Regions from separate parts of the Mus musculus genome. Here region 2 is linked to region 1. The links are chromatin loops, found by intact Hi-C in ENCODE. Cell type or tissue: gastrocnemius. All regions are shown on one strand. Links, peaks and the distances in the headings refer to the core of each region. The heading gives the core; the rest is flanking DNA.

What was found. A loop is a pair of places that touch in the nucleus more often than their neighbours do. Peaks named below come from ENCODE experiments on the same cell type or tissue, not always from the same donor. Only the 100,000 strongest peaks of a DNase experiment are listed, where the experiment ranks them.
Region 2: a loop joins it to region 1, with 2.0 times the contacts of the local background. A loop is called at or near these places in 1 of 42 quality-filtered maps.

The regions. Positions count from the first base shown.
Region 1 is chr3:51,681,442-51,691,409 of GRCm38, reverse strand. Maml3 (mastermind like transcriptional coactivator 3) reads left to right here. Exons shown (of 5, transcript NM_001004176.2): 5 at 556-3,799. The coding sequence ends at 1,556. It overlaps Mgst2 (microsomal glutathione S-transferase 2), which reads right to left. Exons shown (of 5, transcript NM_174995.3): 4 at 9,532-9,613; 5 at 8,736-8,956. The coding sequence ends at 8,824. Among named protein-coding and RNA genes, the nearest start is that of Gm46803, 21 kb to the left of the region's middle. In gastrocnemius, for the core only: no CTCF peak of the experiment used is centred there; DNase peaks (open chromatin) are centred at 4,427 and 4,907.
Region 2 is chr3:52,103,324-52,113,291 of GRCm38, reverse strand. It overlaps Maml3 (mastermind like transcriptional coactivator 3), which reads left to right and starts at 8,286. Exons shown (of 5, transcript NM_001004176.2): 1 at 8,286-9,613. The coding sequence starts at 9,149. In gastrocnemius, for the core only: no CTCF peak of the experiment used is centred there; DNase peaks (open chromatin) are centred at 4,239, 7,968 and 8,264; H3K4me3 peaks cover 1,564 bases; H3K27ac peaks cover 1,497 bases.

The DNA.
Region 1 (9,968 bases), core at 594-8,593:
CTGTCTCTTTTCCATCCTCTTCCTCCTCCTTTCTGAGACAGAATCCCCCTGTGTACTTCAAGCCAGCCTGGAGTTCAGTATGTAGCTCAGTCTTGAGCTCACAATCGTTGTGCCTCCCTGTCTTCCAAGCTGATGGGCTTACAGGCATATACCACCACACTCAACACGGCCCAAAGAGTGGGCATCCCACTGACTTGATGGCATAATACCCAGAAAAGGAAATAGCTTGCATCTGAAATGTGAACAAATGGAACACGGGGGTATGACCTCAATTTCCTGTGTCTATTTAAATATAAATAAGAGTTGGCAGGGATCTTCTCTGGATGCTGGGAATCAGGTGACTTTCATTTTTTGACTTTGTGCTTTTCAACATTTTGCAAAATGTTCACAACTCGTGTGTTATGATCATTAAAAGTAATAACCTTTCTCTGGAGATTTATTATTGCAGTAGATCCTTTCGTATGCGCGGTTGTCATTCCCAAGGAAGATTTCAGCAACGTCTAATATGTTGATATGGAGAACGGTGGGTGATGGCTGTCCTTTCTCTCCCTGCAGGTTCACCCCAGGACATAGCAGCTGTGAGAAACCAGGTGGCTCTCCAGAGCATGCGAGCATCGAGGTTGATTGCACAGAATGCGGGCATGATGGGAATGGGACCCTCCCAGAACCCAGGGACGATGGCTACGGCAGCAGCGCAGTCAGAGATAGGTCTGGCCTCTTACAGTGCCCCTCCAACCAGCCAACCAGGAATGTACAACATGAACACAGGAATGACCCAAATGTTGCAGCATTCCAATCAGAGTGGAATGGGCATCCCACACAACCAATCCCAGGGACCCAGGCCGCCAGCCTCCAGCCAGGGGGTCGGCATGGTGAGCGGCTTCGGTCAGAGCATGCTGGTGAACTCGGCTCTCTCGCAGCAGCACCAGCAGCTGAAAGGGTCTGTGGGCCAGGCCTTGCCTAGGCCCCAGGGCCCTCCAAGGCTTCAGAGTGTCATGGGAACCGTCCAGCAAGGAGCACAAAACTGGCAACAGAGGAGCTTACAAGGGGTGCCTGGGAGGACTAGTGGGGAGTTGGGACCATTCAACAATGGCGCCAGCTACCCATTGCAAGCCGGTCAGCCAAGACTGACCAAACAGCACTTCCCACAGGGGCTGAGCCAGCCCGTCATGGATGCTAACACTGGCGCAGTGAGAACCCTCAACCCAGCAGCTATGGGACGTCAGATGATGCCAACCCTGGCAGGACAGCAGAGTGCCAGCCAGGTGAGGCCATTGGTCATGCCTGGTCTGAGCCAGGGTGTCCCTGGCATGCCAGCATTCAGCCAGCCCCCAGCACAGCAGCAGATAGCAGGTGGCAACTTTGCTGCGAGCAACCAGGGCCAGGCCTATGAGCGGACCCCTGCTCAGGACATGTCATACAGTTATAGCGGCGAAGGTGTCGGGGCTGCCTTCCCTGGCCTCCCAGACAGTACAGACCTCGTGGACTCCATCATCAAAAGTGGCCCAGGGGATGAATGGATGCAAGAGCTTGATGAACTGTTTGGTAACCCCTAGTCAGGAGGAGCCCTAAGAGCTGTAGAAGCCTCACAAGTGGAAAGGAAACAGGATGGAGACCCATCCTTGTTTTTTTTGTTTTTTTGACCCACGTAAATTGAGAACATGACATCCGGCTGACAGTAGAAGGCACAGGTGTCCATCCCCAGCTCCGTGGGGGGCATCGTTCCACCTGACTTCCACAGAGCAATCAAGTAGAGAGGACGTGCCGATACCTGCCCGCAGAGAAGGGATGTAGAGAGCAGGTGGGGAAATCGAGGCAACGGGAGCTCCTCTGCTAAGCACCCCTGGGATCTTCTGGTCCAGAAGGAGCTGTTCCAGCCCAGAGGGACCATGGCCCAAGATGAGGTCCCCTTAGGCCTTCCTGCCTCAGGTCCCGAGACCTCAGCTTTGGAGATGAGAGATGGAGCCTCGGCCAGAAAAAAAAAAAAAATCCCGGCATGAAGATGCACACGTGCCATGTGCATAGGTCAGAAGGAGATGTGTGCTTCCAGACACGTTCCTGGATTCGGAGGCAGGAACAAAGAACTGTGAGCTCACCTGAGCTGGCCCTAGGAACCAAGCCAAGATCCTCCAGGCCTGTCTGTCTCCTGCCCAGCGACGACCCTCAGGGATGGTAAGGTGTTGCTGCCAGCCACCTCACCAGGATAGCCAACTATGCTTAAGAAGGGCCCAGCTCGTAGCCCTGATGGTCAGCTTCAGCTGGAGGCCATGGTGGCCATCACTCTAGTTGAGCTCTCATCCAGTTTAACACATCTGGCTGGTTTTCCTATGCTTATGGCCACATGGGTGGGAAGACTTCCTGCTGAGTTCAGTGTCTGCCAAGCCGGGCCCCATCCACACTCACCCCTGCCTCCACTCCTCCCGGTCTCTATGCCAGCCTGCCTTTATCTCTCCCTCCAGACTTCCAGACTATCCGGGAAGTGTTGCACTGAGGCAGAGTCTACGTAACTGCAAGGATATACACAGTGCCTGGCGTGCGAAGGTGATACTGGAATCTCTTCCACCACGTGGAAAGTCAACTGTCTCCACCAGAGCAGAGTGGGCTGGCTGCACTGATAGGACCTGCCGGTTTATAAGAGCCACACCCATACTCCTGCTGTCCCCAGGGAGGAATGGCCTGAAGATGCCCAGTTCTTTCAGATGGTGTCATCGATGACACTCCAGAATCAGCCTTGCTTGTCAACTCCAGCATCAGGAAGACAAATATCAAATGTGAGAGATGGAAAAGCTGAACTGCATAACTCCGTCTTAACTATCTGGATGCTGAAGAGAGGAAAGGGAGGTGTGGCCGCTATCCTAATGGCGCTCACTCCACTTCCAAAGCTGGGCAGCCATTCTCGTTGGAACTCATACATGCCTGCCGGAGTGAAAACTAAGAAGTGAACAGTCTCCATGGTCACAAGCCTTGTCCCTTGGTCTTTACCTCCCCTCCCACAGTCCCATCTTGGAAGTCATGTGATGTTTGTCTGTGTTGTTTACTTTCCTCCTGGCCACACACACACACACACACACACACACGTGCGTGCGCATATCAGAGCACACATACATCCTACAAACTGGCTTCCTTCTCTGTCTTCACATACATCTTACTACAGAAGACCGGAGCCTGTGGGGACTTAAGTGGCCATACCTAAGAAAGTGCAGACAGACAGGGTGCACTGCAGTAGAAAGCTGAGGTGAGGTGCCAGGGAGAGGGGGAGAGAGGGTAACCCTTGGTTTGTCCTCCATATCCCCCAGAGTTCCAGACCTGCTCAGACAGGAAGTAAAGCCAGAGGTACCAGGGTGAGGAGCTGTGTGCCTCTCCAAAGAGGTGGTGGCAAGGAGACTGTGACCTCCCGGAATGGGGAGGAACTGCCACTAGGGAAACACATGGAAACCAAAAAATAAAAATTAAAAAAAATAGTAAATCAAAAAAGCCTAGAATACAAATTTATCACTTTTTCCTGCCAGGTACAGGGAAGAAATGTACAAGCAATGATGAGAAGCTGGAGGTGGCGAGAGGGGGCTTGTTGTCTTCTAAAGCCTCCTGCAAGTGCCCCGTCTGAGGACCAACTAATAGAGTGGTAGATTTTAATGAGCTTGTTTTGGTTTTGTTTTTACTACGGTGCTGATGTATATGTAATGTCTAAAAAAAAAAAGCTATTTGTAAATAAGTTTTTACAATGCTACAGATATCACTGGGTCTACTATATGTAAAAAGTATACATATAAAAATATATATATATAATGTTTGTTTAAAATAGAGTATTTTTATTTCCTCCCTAACTCATCATTGAAGAGGTGATATTACACTTCAGATGACATCTAATCACTGATTTCTACTGTATGACGTATGGCAACTTCTCCGTTTTATTCAGATTTTTCTATTTTGTTCTTACTTTGTACGTCAAGCATTGCTTATTTCCTTTATGGGATGTACACGACTCTGATCTGTAGAAGCGAAGCAATGTTGACATACCGCTTTTAAAGGAAAAAAAAAAAAACAGCAACCAACCAATAAAATGTCACTATCTGAATCAATCCAAAGCCCAGTTCGCTTTTAGGGTCCTCTCTGTGTCCCAGTGTCAGTCATTTAGGCAGATGTATCATGCCTGGCTTCTAAGGGACTGACTGCAGATTCCTTTCTCAGAACTGTGGTGTTATTCAAACGAGTACTTAACAGTAGAAATCAATCACTCTCAGCCTTTCTCATTCAACCACACAACAGAGATTTTCTAAATTTACTGGAGCACCCTGAGGGATGCCGTGAAAGGGAGGGAGAAGGTCCATCGTAGTCTGTTTATTGATCCAGAGCCAGAACCATTCAAAACTGGCTCAGCCAGAGAGTTCAGAAAATGGCAGGGCCAGAGAGATGGCTCATCTGGTAAAGGGGCTTGCCGCCAAGCCTGCTAACTCGAGTTCAATCCCTGGAACCAACATGGTGGAAGGAGAGAACTTACTTGAAGAAGTTGTCCTTTGACCTTTATATGAGCCCCATGGTTCACGTGCGCACACACACACACACACACACACACACACACACACACACATAAATGTATACAAATATATTGAAGAGAAAATAGGTATTGAAAATTTGATGGATAAAAAATTTAGGAGTGTATTAGGAAGAAACCATAGCAGTCTTGCCATGGAGGTGGGCACTTTGACAACCCCCCTTCCTGGTGTTCCTTGCTTCTCCATCAAAGCAGGGCCTGACCCAGCTTTTCCTGCAACCACCTGAGCTGAAAATGCTTCTCGTTTATACTCCTCTGCTAACTCTAGCCAATAACTCACGGCTGCAGGATCATAACAGGCCAGTTAACTTGTCTGGACAAACTCTGGGCTTGAATGATGCTCCAAGCTGGCGGCAGGATCAGGCAGAGGCTGGGGCTTGGCTCGCACTTGCCCCTCCGCTTGGTTTCTCCTCATTCTCCATCTGCTGCCCGGCTCTTTTTTTCCTCCTCCTTCAAGCCCTTTATTAATAAACCCATACATGGGAATTCATTTCTCCACTTTCAAAAGACCTGCCCTAAGACACCCCAGTAAACTTAAAACACAGTAAAATAACACATTTCAAAACTCAAGAGTGACACAGGGAAATAGATCACAGAAGAAGTCATCAATAGAAACGGTTCTAAAACAAAGGTGAGTTTTAATATACATAAGCCAAGAGAAAGAATGAATTTGACCGTGAAAGAAGAGGCTAGCCCTACCCAAAGCAGGCTATGCTTCCAGGTTGGCTGACAGTGGGCTAGCCTCTACTCAAGCTCCAGCTTTACCAGATAGCAGGATGGTAAACATGAGTCCGTTTTGGTCCGAGGGAGAATGAGAGAGAGAAGTAACTACAGGGTTTTAAAGAGTAATGACTCCTCTCTTTAAAACTTATACTAAAATCTGTTGGGCACTGGATGAGTGGAATACCTTTCTTCTTAAAAAAATAAATCTATAATTTTATTAAGATAAAACTGAATGTGTGGTATGAAGTCCATGTTTAAACATTTCACAACCATGTGCCATGTGCCGAAGAGGATTCTACAAGATGACGGTAGATGCCAGACTGGAAAACACCAAGAACTGATGGGATCTTATGAGTCAAGGCGGTACTGGGGGTGGGGCCCAGGTACCAGCTGACTGTAAGATATTTGCATTGCAGGCTCAGTGTAAAAGTTAGTCCCTGGAGACTAGGGCTTTTGAAATCATTTGACTCCGGGACAGTCACAAGCCATGGTGGCCATCCAACCCCTCGCTGAAGCAGCAACCACCCTGGGTGTGATTTATCCTCTTTCTTTCCTATGTGTGGTTCATACAAAGTCATGGCTACCCTGTCCCGATAAACTCTTAGTTGTCTTGCTGGGCATGGTGGCACACACCTTTAATCCCAGAGGAAGCAAGTGGATCTCTTCGAGTGTGAGGCTAGCCTGTAGTAAAACCTTATCTTTAAAAAAAAATTTTTTTTCATGCGTGATCTTCCAGTGCTGTGATGTCCTAGAGCAGTCGGTGTGTCATGAGAGGAGGAAAAGACAACACTTCTAGATTCCTAGGATGTCACTGGGCATATGAGACACATGGAATCTCTTCAAGGATTAAGGACAGTTCCAGATTCAAGTGTCTGAGAAAGGGGGAACAATGGGGTGGGGGAACAAGTGACATAATATTTTTCTTATTAGTGATGCTTTGGACATATTTTGATGTCCAAGCATGGAAACAAGCCGGAGAAGGTTTTCCGGGAAGGAGCTAGACTACAGGAGACTTCTGAACTGCTCAGCTACTTTCTGAGTTATTGTGTTCTTTCCACTCTCCCCTTAATTCTCTTTGGTCATTGTTGTTCAGTTCAAAGAGCATGGGATACTCTGATTCTATGGCCCAGCTGCCACAAGTGCCCGTCTCACTTCCGATACCAAGCAGCAGGAATTACTGCAGCTTCCGCATACCCGGGCGTCCTCGTGTCCCATGTACAGGCCATTGGGACCAGACCAATACTGATGGGTCCAGCAAAGCCACTATATCCCCATCACATCTCTGACACAGAACAAAAGAAACTTTCTGGCTACAAAAAACCTGACTTGTTCGTTAGTTTCGGCTTCTCTTTAAGAGTTTAAAACTGAACATTTCCAAACCATCAGGGAAGCAGAAAGAGTATCTCCAGCCATCAACTCAGTTTAATCATGATTACTGCTCTGCCATGAGTACTCCTTATGCGTAATCTGGGAGTCATTTCAAAGCAAAATATGTGCCTGTGACCACATCCCCACTCGGCACCTGAGTGTGCAACCTCAGAGAGCATTCATTTTCTATCATTACCACAGCATCATTAAAGACCTGCAACACCTAACTTGCACCCCATAACACGCGCCCCCTAGCATGCACCCCCTTACATGCACCCCCTCATAGCTTCTAGTTTTTACTCTGTAACCAAGTTGTTGCAACCTCACAAAGGTCTTTCTCAGCTGCCTCTCTTCCCTACTCAGGATTTATCAAGGATCTTGCTGCCCTTGGGTCCTCGTGCCTTCTGAGGCTTCCGTAGTAGACAAAAGGAAATCCTTGCTTCCCTCTTCTCATGACTTTGTTTCCAGGTAATGAATCTGATTTCTTCGTGTAAAAAGTGTCAGATTTACTAAGGAAAAAAAGGCATATACATACAACTGTCAGACCAAGCAGAGATTTACCACCTGCCCAGCACTGGGAAGGCTGGGGTAGAAGGATCATGATATCAAGGACATCCTGAGACCCTGTCTCAAAAACAGCATCTCTTTGGCCAGAGAGAAGGAAGCCCACTGTGGAGGAGGCTAGCTCTACCCAGGGTCTTAGGCCCAACTTCATAGGAATTAAAATACTACAGAGGCTTCCTGGTGGCAAGGGATTAGAACAAAAAATAATTCTACGGTAATAGCTGAAGAGGGACATTTTGAAAGCCTGGTACATGCTTTGCCTGTTTCCATATGCATTAACCATCTGTGTGCATGCATGTGAAGATACATGTATATGCATGTGTGCAAGGGTACATGTGTGTGCATGTGTATGAGGGTACGTGTGTGCATACTCATGTGCATAACTAAATCAAAATAGAAATTGTTTTAAGATCTTAAAATTTCTGAAAGTTTTCTTTTTTTCTTCTTCCAAATGACATTTGGATGTGGTTATATGCCATAGGGCAAAACCAAAACAACAACAACAACAACAACAACACCCCAACTACATTTAGTGTGGCACTTTTAAGGCACTTTTTACCTAAGGAAAAAACAAAGGTCAGAGCTACTGAGTGCTGGGGTCCTGTGCTGTGTCCAGCAGGTGACAGGGCAGACAATGGTTTCATGACCCTGGAGTGCTCTGTGTCTTCCATACAACTTCCCATTGAGGGGTCAATCACCCACCAGTGGTGGAACTCAACTTAAATCCAAATGTCCCCTTTCCAAGCCAGTGTCTTCCCAGTGAACGTTGGGGTGCCTGGTGCTGTCCGGGACCTGTTAGCTCTCTTGCTATCCTGGAAGCACTGTTATTTCTTGTTTTCTTTTCTACTATTCATATTCTGGTAACACTAAAGAATATCTAGAAGGTGACTGCAGCTGGCTGACAGGGGTGAACATAGATCCTTTTTCCTAAGGTCTTCGAGGCCAGACGCCAGAATCACTCTCAATTATCAGAAGAGAAGCTGGAAATATCAAATGAATAGTGCCAGGTAGTGACTGCACACCAAGAGAGGACAGCCACCCGGCTTCTCGTGTCCTCAGTCATGCCACAAGCCGGGTCAGACTCTGCCACTGTCGGCAGGGACGCAAGATCCTCTGTCAAAGGGAATGAACACTTCCCCTGGGGGAGTCCTTAAAATGATGCAACGTCTCTCTTTTTCCTTTGTTCTTCATGAAATACACCTTCACAGACAGTTATGATTGGTTGCTGACTCTCTAGTGTGGCTATTTCATGTGTTTCACATCTCCTCCTGACATTTGTGGCTCTGCTATAGCCAGGGCTGAGGGTCCATCTGCCTGAACTGCTTCTACCTGGAACTCCTCATCAGGATGGAAGCCAGCACATGGGTCAAGCTTTATCCTCACTAAAACAGTGACACCCTCAACATGCATCCTACGAGCCCAGGACTGACACACCTGGTGCAGGTGAGCCACCATTGGGAAACTCACTTCTCAAGCAGAGGCCAGGTTCTGCAAGAGGGACTGTTTACCACAAAGCCACAGCAAAACAAAGTTTTAAAAGTTTTATTTAACACATGACATCTTATTGTTTTCAGAGTAGTGACGGCCTCTACAAGCATGAAAGGGAAGAGAAAAACTTAGAAGGGCTTCCTCAGTTTCTTGGCAACATGAAAGTCCAGGTATTCGTTCAGGAATCTGCTTGCTACCCCCAGGACAGCGAGGACAGGCAGCAAGGTCAAAATCCCCAGGCTCAGTCGGAAACCGGTGATCCTACAGAGTGGACGTGAGGGAGAAGGATGTCAGACTGGGCTGTGCTGAAGTTTTCAGGGTCCTGGTAAAGGCTGCTCGATGCTGGACTGCTCAGAACTCCCACAAAATGTAGAGAGTATGCCACGCACTGAGGCCAGCTGGCCCCTGCACAGTAGCGACCTTGCCTAAGCACGCTAGAACCAATGCTGAAGTCTTGCTGGGATTAGGAGTCCAAGTGCCTCCAACTGCTGGTGCCATGTGTCTTTAATCCCAGCACTGGAGGCAGAAGCAGGTGATCTCAATGAATCCCAAACCCACTTAGTCTAGAAAGCTAGTTCCAGGACAGCCAGGGCTATACAGAGAAACCTTATCTCGAAAACAAAACAACAAACAAACGAAGTTCTCATGCAATGAGTAGATACACACTTCCATTTTCTCCTCCCATGCCTACTCCTGTGGCTTGGCAGGACTGGCCTCGGGCAGGCAGCACAGGTCATTTTGGCCACCAATACTGCATGTGTTCTTAGCTCCTCTCAGGAACAGCAAACTGACCCTGCCGTACTTGCACAAATACGCCACAATTGGGCTCTCTTTACCTTTTCTCAGCGGCTTCGGCATAGCCCCAGAAATACTTGTGACGGGCGTATATGTACAGGAGACCCAGACAGGCTGCAAAAACTGAAGAAGAAATGAAATGGAGAAAACTTAGAGAACTTAATGAATGCCTCTCAAAGTGTGGAGAGTGAAAACGTATTTTAAAAAATATTTTCCTAACAAAATAAATGTGCCCAGAATATATAAAGCATCCTTAAGATAACAAGAGAAAAACAACTTTTCTAAATAACTAAAATATTTGAATACACAATTCACACAGTATGATAAATAAGTGTGCCAGTTATCACATAAAAAAAAATGTTTCAAGACAACTGAAGGTCCTCAAGCTGCTGGTTAGTGAGAGCCAGTGAGATGTCTCAGTGGGTAGAGGCCAGCCCGGCTACCGAATTCTGTCTCCAGCAGCCAGGAAAGCAGGAAG
Region 2 (9,968 bases), core at 1,220-9,219, 420 kb before region 1:
AGATTTTCCTTAAGTTTTCTGAGCCTTGGTTTCTTCACCAATATGATGGGGGAATCAGACATATAGTCAGTGACTGCTGAAGATTAAAATTAGTCATTTCTGAAGGTAACAGTTTAGCTGGCTGTAGACTATACATCACAAACATGTTCTTAAACATCTACAATTGGAACCAGGCCTTTCACAGGCCAGGCACCTTGTTATATTGGACGATCCAGAGCCCAAAAGAGGAATGTGTGAAACATATTGAAAAGCTTTTAACAACTTTTCTCCATCATGGACTTCAGATAACCTTTCCCATAATAACTATAAAACCATGACATACATATTAAAATACACGAACAAGAAAATAACCCACCGACTCATATTCCTCTTGAAATTTACGACAAAGTCTTGGACTCCTGAAACACTTTCTTGGTTAAAAAGTGAAAATTAATAATGTACATGGGATCTTGCGAGGAATATTTACCTATTAAGGAAACAAACTTTGAGAGAGCCCTGGTCCATAGGTCTTTCAATAGCAGCTGGCTTACCAGGCTCAAGGAAATCATTGAAATTGCTCCAGGAGGCCAGTATTTGTTATTCCAGACAGAACCCAGGCTTCCAACATAAGGTAACCTTTCATATTAAAAGATAACCCATAATGAAGGGTCCAATTAAATAAGGCTGGCCTAATTTCTCATAAGGAGGTTTTGTTACATGGAGATAGGTATTAATATACTCAGAGGGCCATGTTGGAACAGGCTAGCAGAATTCTCCCCTCTGGGATTTCTGTTTTATGGATCTACTTCCTTCCCACTTTGAGGTCAGAGTTCAACACATCCAGCAGAAGTTACTAAAGGGCCTTGGCCCTGCTTGTTAAGGGCACTGAAATCACAAGGGGAGTGTGGCCTCTGACTCAGGCTACATCCCTGGCAATTGTGAATGTGGGTGGACTTAAACTGACTGCCTTCAAGGGATAAGGAGATGGCTGGGCAGGTAAAAGCACTTGCTGCCCAAGCCTGAGGGGCTGAGTTCAAATCCTAGCAACTGCATAAAAAAGCAGGGGCAGGATCCTGCCTGTTTCTGTGGTTTCAGCTGTTTCAGCCTTGTGAGGCAATGGAGCCTAGAGGTTGGCTGGGGCTTGCTGACTTCCAACTTAACTCAGGTTCAACAGGAGACCAGTTTCCGAGGAAGAGTGACGAAGCAGAACACTTGACACCCTTTTCTGGCTTCTGGACACTGGCCAAACACACACATGTGTGCATATGCACACATGTGCATATACACCACACACATGCAGACACACACACACACACACACACACCAGTCAAACATTTCTACACATACATGTACACATATGACATACACATTTTAAAATAAAATACATAGAACTCCTTCGATCGATCCCCTACACACACATACCATTCTCCCTTTTTGAGGTGTTGGGAAGGACTGAGCCCAGGGTCTCGTGCATGCTAGGCACTGTCATCCTATTGAGAAACATCCTCAGCAAATATTACTGTCTTGCACAGAGCTTTCTGTGGGATGTAACAGGACTTGGGCTCAATGAAACTAAATATGCTTTGCCGTGAGATTTCTTGTGCCCTGCAAGGTGGTAACAATTCTCCAAGAGAGAGGCCAGGTGACCATATCCTAAACCTACTTGGATCAGACATTTTTCTGGCGAAGCATCTGATAGGACCAGAGCACACTTTTGAAAACACAGACCACAGTTTTAAAAAAAGGTGTGAATTGGCTGAAGTTCTTTTAACAGTACTTGGTGGCCCAAGGACAGGCTCAGAACTTCTGGGAAGCCTTGGACCATCTGGCTCCCGTTTTCTCTCCCGGGTCTCTGTCTCATCTTGCACTAAGGTCTTTTATGTTCACAGGCCTGTGAGAGGGAAGTATTGGTGGATTTTTCTGGAAAAGCTTCCTTGGGCCTCTGAGCATGTAGTATTTATTTCCTTTGCCCCCCACACCCTTTCCATCTTAATCCTGTCACAACATCCACTGGCCTGATCCACTGAGGTCAGACCAGTGTTTTGCATCCTGTTATGGTATGTGTGCAGCACAACACATAGTGTGTGGCACAGAGGTGACCATAAATATGTGTGTGGAATGATTCAAACAGTGGCATCGCTTGACAGTTGACTAGGCCTGCAGGGATATGCCACTCCGTTAAGGACTTTTAAATATTTGCTCATTTGTATATGAATAGTAGTGTTTCTATTGCACTTGGTCACCAATGTCCTGTTTTGGGATACAAGGATGGAGGCAGCTTTATTGATTCGTTGACAGAAGAGAGACAAAGTGGGCTAGGGACTAAATGTGTGCATGAAGGTGTCTTTCCAGTCACTACACCCTATCAGATGGACATGGACAGATGACAGAATTGGCCAAAGGAAAGAGAATATGATTCAGTTAATGGCGATGCCAGCTGGGGCTCAAGGCCAGAGCTACCTGGGACAGGTGCTTCCTCAGCACAGTGTCTTCTCGTTGGCCTCTGTAGAGCTATTGTCACAGTCTGAGGATATAACTGTAGTTATCCCACACAGGTGGAAGCCAGAGGACCACCTCGAACATCAACCTCAGTAATGATGTCCACTGAGACAGGGTCTCTCATTGACCTAGAGCTTCTTAATTAAAATTGAGACCGGCTAGCCAGCTGGTACCAAGGATTCCCCCGTCTCCTCCATCCCAGTTTTGGGGTCACAAACCCAGTGTTGAGGTGGTTGTTGAGGATCAAACTCAGGGTTCCCATGTTTGCAAGGCAAGCACTTTACTGAAAGCACAACCCTGGGTCCAATCATCACATCCTGCCCACCTTCCTCATCTTTCCTCTAGCATCTCAGATTCCATCTATCCATCCACCTACCCACTCATCCATCTATCCGTCCATCCATCCATCCATCCATCCAACCACTCATCCATCCATCCATCTACCTATCCATCCATCCATCCATCCATGCATCCATCCATCCATCCATCCATCTATCCATCCATCCATCTACCTATCCATCCATCCATCCATCCATCCATCCATCCATCCATCCATTCATCCATCCATCTATCCATCCATCTATCCATCTACCCACTCATCCATCTACCTACCCTCCTACTCATCCATCCATCCATCTACCTATCCATCCATCCATCCATCCATCCATGCATGCATGCATGCATCCATCCATCCATCCATCCATCTATCCATCCATCCATCCATCCATCTACCTATCCATCCATCCATTCATCCATGCATGCATCCATCCATCCATCCATCCATCCATCCATCCATCCACCTATCCATCCATCCATCCATCCATCCATCCATCCATCTATCCATCCATCTATCTATCTACCCACTCATCCATCTACCTACCCACCCACTCATCCATCCATCCATCTACCTATCCATCCATCCATCCATCCATCATCCATCCATCCATCCATCTGTCCATCCATTTCTGATACAGGATCTCTCTGTATAGCCCCAGCTATACAGGGAACTCACTCTGTAGACCAATGTGGGGCAATGGGCTATGTACAGACAGCCTAGTCTCCAGTCGAGCTGAGGTTGTGAACCCCGGTGAAACCCAGTGGTGTTAATTCCCACCTACATGGGATGGAAGGCATTTCCTCATGTCTCTTGGACCCCTGGCTCCTGTCGAAATTACCACCCCCCCCCACAGCCACCCACAGCCCACACAAAAAAAAGTGTGTGACTAGTAGTCATGTATACAATGTCCCAAGCTTCTGACCTTCAGGTTAGACTCCTCCCAGTTACCTAGCAACAACAAGATAACAAGCCCACTATAAAAGGGGCTGCTTGGCCCCACCTTGCTCTCTCCCTCTTACACTCTTTAGCTTTTACTTTCCTTACTCTCTCTCTCTCTCTCTCTCTCTCTCTAAGCTTTCTTACTCTCTAGCCTTTCTTCTCTCTCTCTTTTTCCCTTCTCTCCTCTTGGCCATGGCTGGTCTCTCTCTCTCTCTCTACCTTTTATCTTTTCCCCTACCTTTCTACAATAAAGCTCTAAAACCATAGACTGTCTCCATTCATCAAGGCCTGGACTAAGGATTCACGCCTGCATGGGAACTTCTCTCACTTTGCCCTCTTCCTGTATCCCTGGGACCCCTATTCTGTTCTCAGCTCCTCTGCAGTATCCAGCGTGGGATGCCAGAGACTGAGAACCTGGTATCAGGTGCAGCCCCTTGCACACCCCCCCACCCCCCGCTGTGTGGGATCAGTGGCTTCAATACAGCCAAATGCCCACCTGGCGCCATGTGGAAAGCATCTGGCAGTCCTCCTGTGTCCGCCCGCCCAGAACAGGAACTCTGGCCGGACTCGGACTCTCTCCCTCCCCCCTCCTTTCCCAAACACCCACAGCCCAACAGACCAGGTTGGCCTCAAACTCAAAGACCCACCTGTCTCTGCCTCCCAAGTGCTGGGATTAAATGTGTGTGCCACCACGTCTGGCACATCTCAGGTTATCTTTATTTTTCCACACCATCAAAAGTTGCTTGTGAGTCTAGAGCCCTGACCCCGAAGATTCACTCTATGGCATGCACAAATAAAAGACAAGGTTGCTCGCACTATCAATACGCAGTAATGACAGAGATGTAAAATCACTGCCCTTGGAACTTGGCTTTCTCTAAGTCTTCCAAGGAGGAATCTAGGCAGGCTGGCAGAGATGTGTCAGAGGGTCTAGAAGTAGTGAGGACAGAGGTCTCTGCTTTGGCTGGTGTCACGACAGTAAAAGAACATCACTACTCTATGATGACTGGCCTGTGTGGTTCAATTCTCCAGTCCTGCTCATTTCCTGATTTTTCTAGCCCCCCTTCACAGATGCAATGGTGTTTCTGACCTCAAGTATGCATAGTAGACTATTGTCCAAGTTGGTGTTTTGCTTGTGACTGCCATTGCACCCTCTTTGAAGAGGTGAGTAATTGTGTATGTGTGTGTGTGTGTGTGTGTGTGTGTGTGTGTGTAAGAGAGAGAGAGAGGAAGAGAGAGAGAGAGAGAGAGAGAGAGAGAGAGAGAGAGAGAGAGAGAGAGAGAGGTCTGTTCCTCTTTTGAATGTGGCCCACATTATGCCCTAAAATCAGGCCCCACTTGCTAAAGTCATGCAAGAACAGTTCTACTTGTCTTTGGGGAGCTCCTGGGTACAGTCCCAAAGTAAACTCCTCTACAAACTGGTCTCCCAAACAGAGGGATGCAAATTTCCATGTACTTTCAGTTTCCTCTTAAGATAGATGAGAAAATTAACTTATGGGAACTCATAATGCTGCAATTATTATTGTTGTTCTCTCAACATGGGAAATTCTCCATGAAAAAAAAAATTAAAGTCTGAGTTTCAAGAAGAAATAGAATGAATAGCCATGTCTCGAAGCCAGAGACCCTGCAGTTCAGTCCCTCCAACTTCCTGCCTGGGTAAATGAAGGTGCAGTCTTGACTTGGTTATGTAGGTGTGAGGATTAGAGCATGCTTGCTATCACAGCCTTCTCTCTGCAGGGAAGCTGTGGGTATAGACTTCCTTGTGAGACTGTCAGAAAGGCGACTTGCTCATCTCTTTTTAAACATACATACATACATACACACACACACATATCAATCAAATGGTTACTTCTGTATGTAACTTTCTTGGTTTAGTTTTCTTTTTAAAAGGATTTATTTCTTGCTATTTCGCCTGCATGTATGTGCGCTGCATGTGTGCCTGGCGACTGTGAGGCCAGAGGAGGCTGCCAGATCCTCGGGAGCTGGGATTCTAGGCTGTTGTAAACTACCATGCGGATCCTGGGAACCAAGGTACTCTGCTGGTGTTTTGAGCCAGCTCTTCTGCCCCTCAGATTAGTTTTCTGGCTGTCACTGAGGAGCACTAATGATTCGGGAGTTTGTACATCGATTAGATGGATTTCAAAAAAGGAAGGCAACTTTAACAAGAGACCCTCTCCTATTAGGTTTTCCCTCTTATAGCCTTTCACCAAGATAAATAATTTGTTCCCCCTTTTCAAAGCCAAATAATTCAGTGGGTATTAAAGATACAGCTCACCATATAGACCCAATTAAATGAAGAGAACTATAGCTACAGATATCTGATACTATGAGGTTAGAAACAGCATCGCTACTAAACAGTAAAGCCAAGAAATGAAGAGGCTTCTTCATGACTAATGCATAAGTGCTCCTTAAGCAGGAAGGTAAATTACTCAAAACAGCTTCAGGAAGTCCCTGAAACTGACCAGATTCACTAGGCTCCTCTCAGCCAGAGTAAATGATAGAAGCTAAGAGTTGCTCTCAGACTTGGGAAAGAAACTGTTAAAAAAAAAAAAAAAAAAAAAACCCAACTCACAAAAACAAAAACACTCAGACAAGCCAAGCTGCAAAGAAGACTGGGATCAGATCAGCTACTCAGAAGCTGCAGAAACCAGCCAAGCTACCTGGAAGAGGTTTAGGTCAACTGAGGCACCTCCAGGAAAGGACCCAGTCCAGCCTGTTGAGTTGCCTGTAGGCTGTGCAGTGTGCTCCGGGTTTCCAGCTCTTGTGAGCTGTCCCCAGGCTGTGGTGGGCTGTGGTGAGGCAGCTGTCTTTGAGTAATTTCTGCTCCAGTAAGGAACCCCTCACCCATATTCCTGTAAGTAACACCAATGAAACTCATTGGTTCTTTAAGTTGGACCTTTGATGGCATCTGTTCTCTGGTCTGTGGTGGGTTCTCTGTCTGGAATGAGTAGGTGTGTGTATCGCACCTCCCCGGGAAAAGTTTTGTCATACAAAAAACAAGGCCCAGCCTTCTTTTATTCCTGGGTACTTTAGAAAACAGGGCTGTGTTTTTACCCCCTCCCCCCCCCAAATCCATTCAAAAAGCCGTTTCATGAACACCCCACCATCGAGGTCTGTAGCCCAGGGACCCCAGAAGTGCTAGCAATTTCTGCCTTTTCATTTTTGCAGACGTCTCTGGGCAATGGTGTAAGACTGAGCCAAGGGTGTTTGAACTTTCTTGTCAGATGTTCTACTCAGTGTCTGGGTAGATAATGTGTGATAATAATTAACAAAACCTGAGATTACTTCTCTGCAGCTACTCCATTTCAATCGTGCTATTGTGAATGTGAATCCATTGAAATAAAAAAATATATCTAGTGGTAAGCTAAGCCTGCCCCCCACACACTTTTTGGCTTGTTTTTGTTTTGGTCACAACAAACTGTGAAATGCTGTGTTTTTTTTTTCTTTCTTTCTTTCTATAGTTCTAAAGCATGAAATCTGCAATCTTTCCACTTGATTTAGGCAGGACCCTTAATTGCTGCCGTCATTAGCACCTAGTGTTCAAAACAGTCTGTTTAAATGTACTGTTAGTCTCACCTCCAAGTCCCTGCTTGCTTGGTTTTATTTTTTTTCAAGGATAAATAAAACAATAATCGTCATAATAACCACAGTCGTTATGTACAGAGAAATAAATAATATCCCAAGGTTTTGTTTTGTTTTGACTGCTTAGTTCTGTTCATTGAGGAATGGGTACTTTGATGAAATTTCCAGGAGGTAAAGGTGACTGACTGCCCCAGATCTTGACAACCTTGGTTCAAACTCAAGTACCCACCTTAGAGGACTCCACAAAGCTGTCTTCTGACTTCTAAGCGTGCGTGGGGTGTGGCACTAGGCACTTCTTCCCAATAAACAAATAAACGTAAGGAAAAAAAATTATTTGAGTTAAAGAGGGTCCTAGAGTTTGAGCAAGAGTTCACTAGCAGGGTCTTCTCTGGGCCTTGAAAACAAGCCACTCGTTTGCCTATTTCATTTCACATGGGTGGGGATGACAGCTGCTGGGAAGCTGCACTGTTTCTGCCTGGTCATGCACATTTCTGCAATATAATGCATAAATGTATAACAACAACTTGGGCTCGCTGGATACCTCGCTGGGCAGAAGGAAACACAGCCAGCCTGGCGCGTCCCCGCGCACTCGCGCGCGCGCACACACACATACACGCGCGCCGCGCGCTCACTTACACACACACACACACACACACACACACACACACACACACACACACACACACACACACACGGGTCAAAAGGTGATCCACTCCTAAGATTCCCCCCAATCTTTGTTTTCCCCCCTCTTCCTGGCAGGTCGGGGCTTCCCAGCCTGGGGAGCAGCTGGATTGGGGAAGGGGAGGGGGTGGGGGGGCAAGGGAGGCGGGAGTCAGGTCGGTGCGCGCCGCGCCCGCTCCCGCCAGGGGAGAGTCCGGGCCGGGTTTTGCACCGGGTCCCCGGGCTTGTCTCACGGCCTCCAGCCGCCGCCGCTGCCGTGTTTACTGAGCTCGCGCGTCCTGATATCACTCCGCTGGCATGGAGGAGGAGGAGGAGGTGGAGGAGCGCGAGGAGGAGGAGGAGGCGGCGGCGGCGGCGAGCAGTTGATCATTGTGATGGTGGCGGAGGCGGCGGCGGCAGCGGCAGCCTGGCCGAGCATTAGTGGCTGCTCTCCGCGCGGCGTTTCGCAAAGGACTCCAGCGATCTACTTTTGCAGTCGCCTCGGACTGTCCATGTGTTTACTTGCCCAGCCCGAGGACTCGATGTCTAGGCTCCTGTGAAATGCAACTGAGCAGCCAAAGTACTTTGAGAACACGGGGCGGCATAAACACCAAAACTTTTTTGTGGAAGGAAAATGCAATAAGCAAGCTCGCCGTTTTCCGATGCGGCGTGGAGTGAGTGTGTGTCGCGCGTGTCCGCACTGGAGGCACACGCTCGTGTGTGTACATGGGGTGTGTTTTTCGGTACGTAGGGAGAAAATGCTTGCCAACCACCGGAAACCTCCTGGAATTTATTAGAAAATAATGGATTATTAAAAGGAGGCAGGCGAGGAGCGGATCTCCCCTTGAGTTGCAAGCCGATCTGCTGCCGGCTCAGTTTGTTGGGATTCTATTTGTTGATAGGTGTCTGATGGTATTCTGATAACACCCCCTTTTTTTCTCCCCTCGATCTTTACAGTTTTTTTAAGGAAAAAAAACACCCCAAAATCTCTTCCCCCTTTTTTCACCCCGTGGGGATCGCTGTTTTTTCATCCATGTGCTTGCGTCTCCCCCGCGTTCCACTTAAACTATTTTAATCCTTGGACCCAAGGAGAAGGCTGATAGGGGGTGGATTAAAAAAAAAAGTTCTTCCAAAATAGTGTGCCCCGGGAGCAGGATGGGGGATTTCGCAGCCCCCGCTGCCGCCGCGAATGGTAGTAGTATCTGCATCAACAGCAGCCTGAGCAGCAGCCTCGGCGGGGCCGGGATCGGCGTGAATACTCCCAATAGCACTCCGGTTGCTCCGAGTGGCAATCACCCCGCTGCCGGCGGCTGCGGCGGCTCCGGGGGCCCCGGCGGCAGCTCGGCGGCCGTCCCCAAGCACAGCACGGTAGTCGAGCGGCTCCGCCAGCGCATCGAGGGCTGCCGGCGGCACCACGTCAACTGCGAGAACAGGTATCAGCAGGCTCAGGTGGAGCAGCTGGAGCTGGAGCGCCGGGACACCGTGAGCCTCTATCAGAGGACCCTGGAGCAGAGAGCCAAGAAATCGGGCGCCGGCAGCGGCAAGCAGCAGCACCCGAGTAAAACCCAGCAAGATGCGGAGGCTGCCTCAGCCGAGCAGAGGAACCATACGCTGATCATGGTGAGGGCTCACTGGGGTGCGCGTTGGGGTCGGGGGCGTGGAGTTCCTGGCTTGGGGGCTGTGAGGGTCTGATTTGCACCGAGGGATGAGGTGGGATGGAGACGAAGGGTTAACGTCAACTTTTCTCAGGGTAAACGCTTTCGCCGCCGCCGCTACCTGTTAATCTGTCAGGGTTGTCAGATTTGGGGAGGAAGGGATGAGAGGGAGAGAAGCCAGTCACGACTCCAAGGGGAGGAGGGAGCTTTAGTGCCAGAGTGAGGTGCAGGAAAAGTTTCCCCCTCCTTGTCTTAGAAATCGATGCGAACCAGAGTGAACCCAGGAGTAGAAACCACGCTGCTCCTCTCCGCGCCCCGCC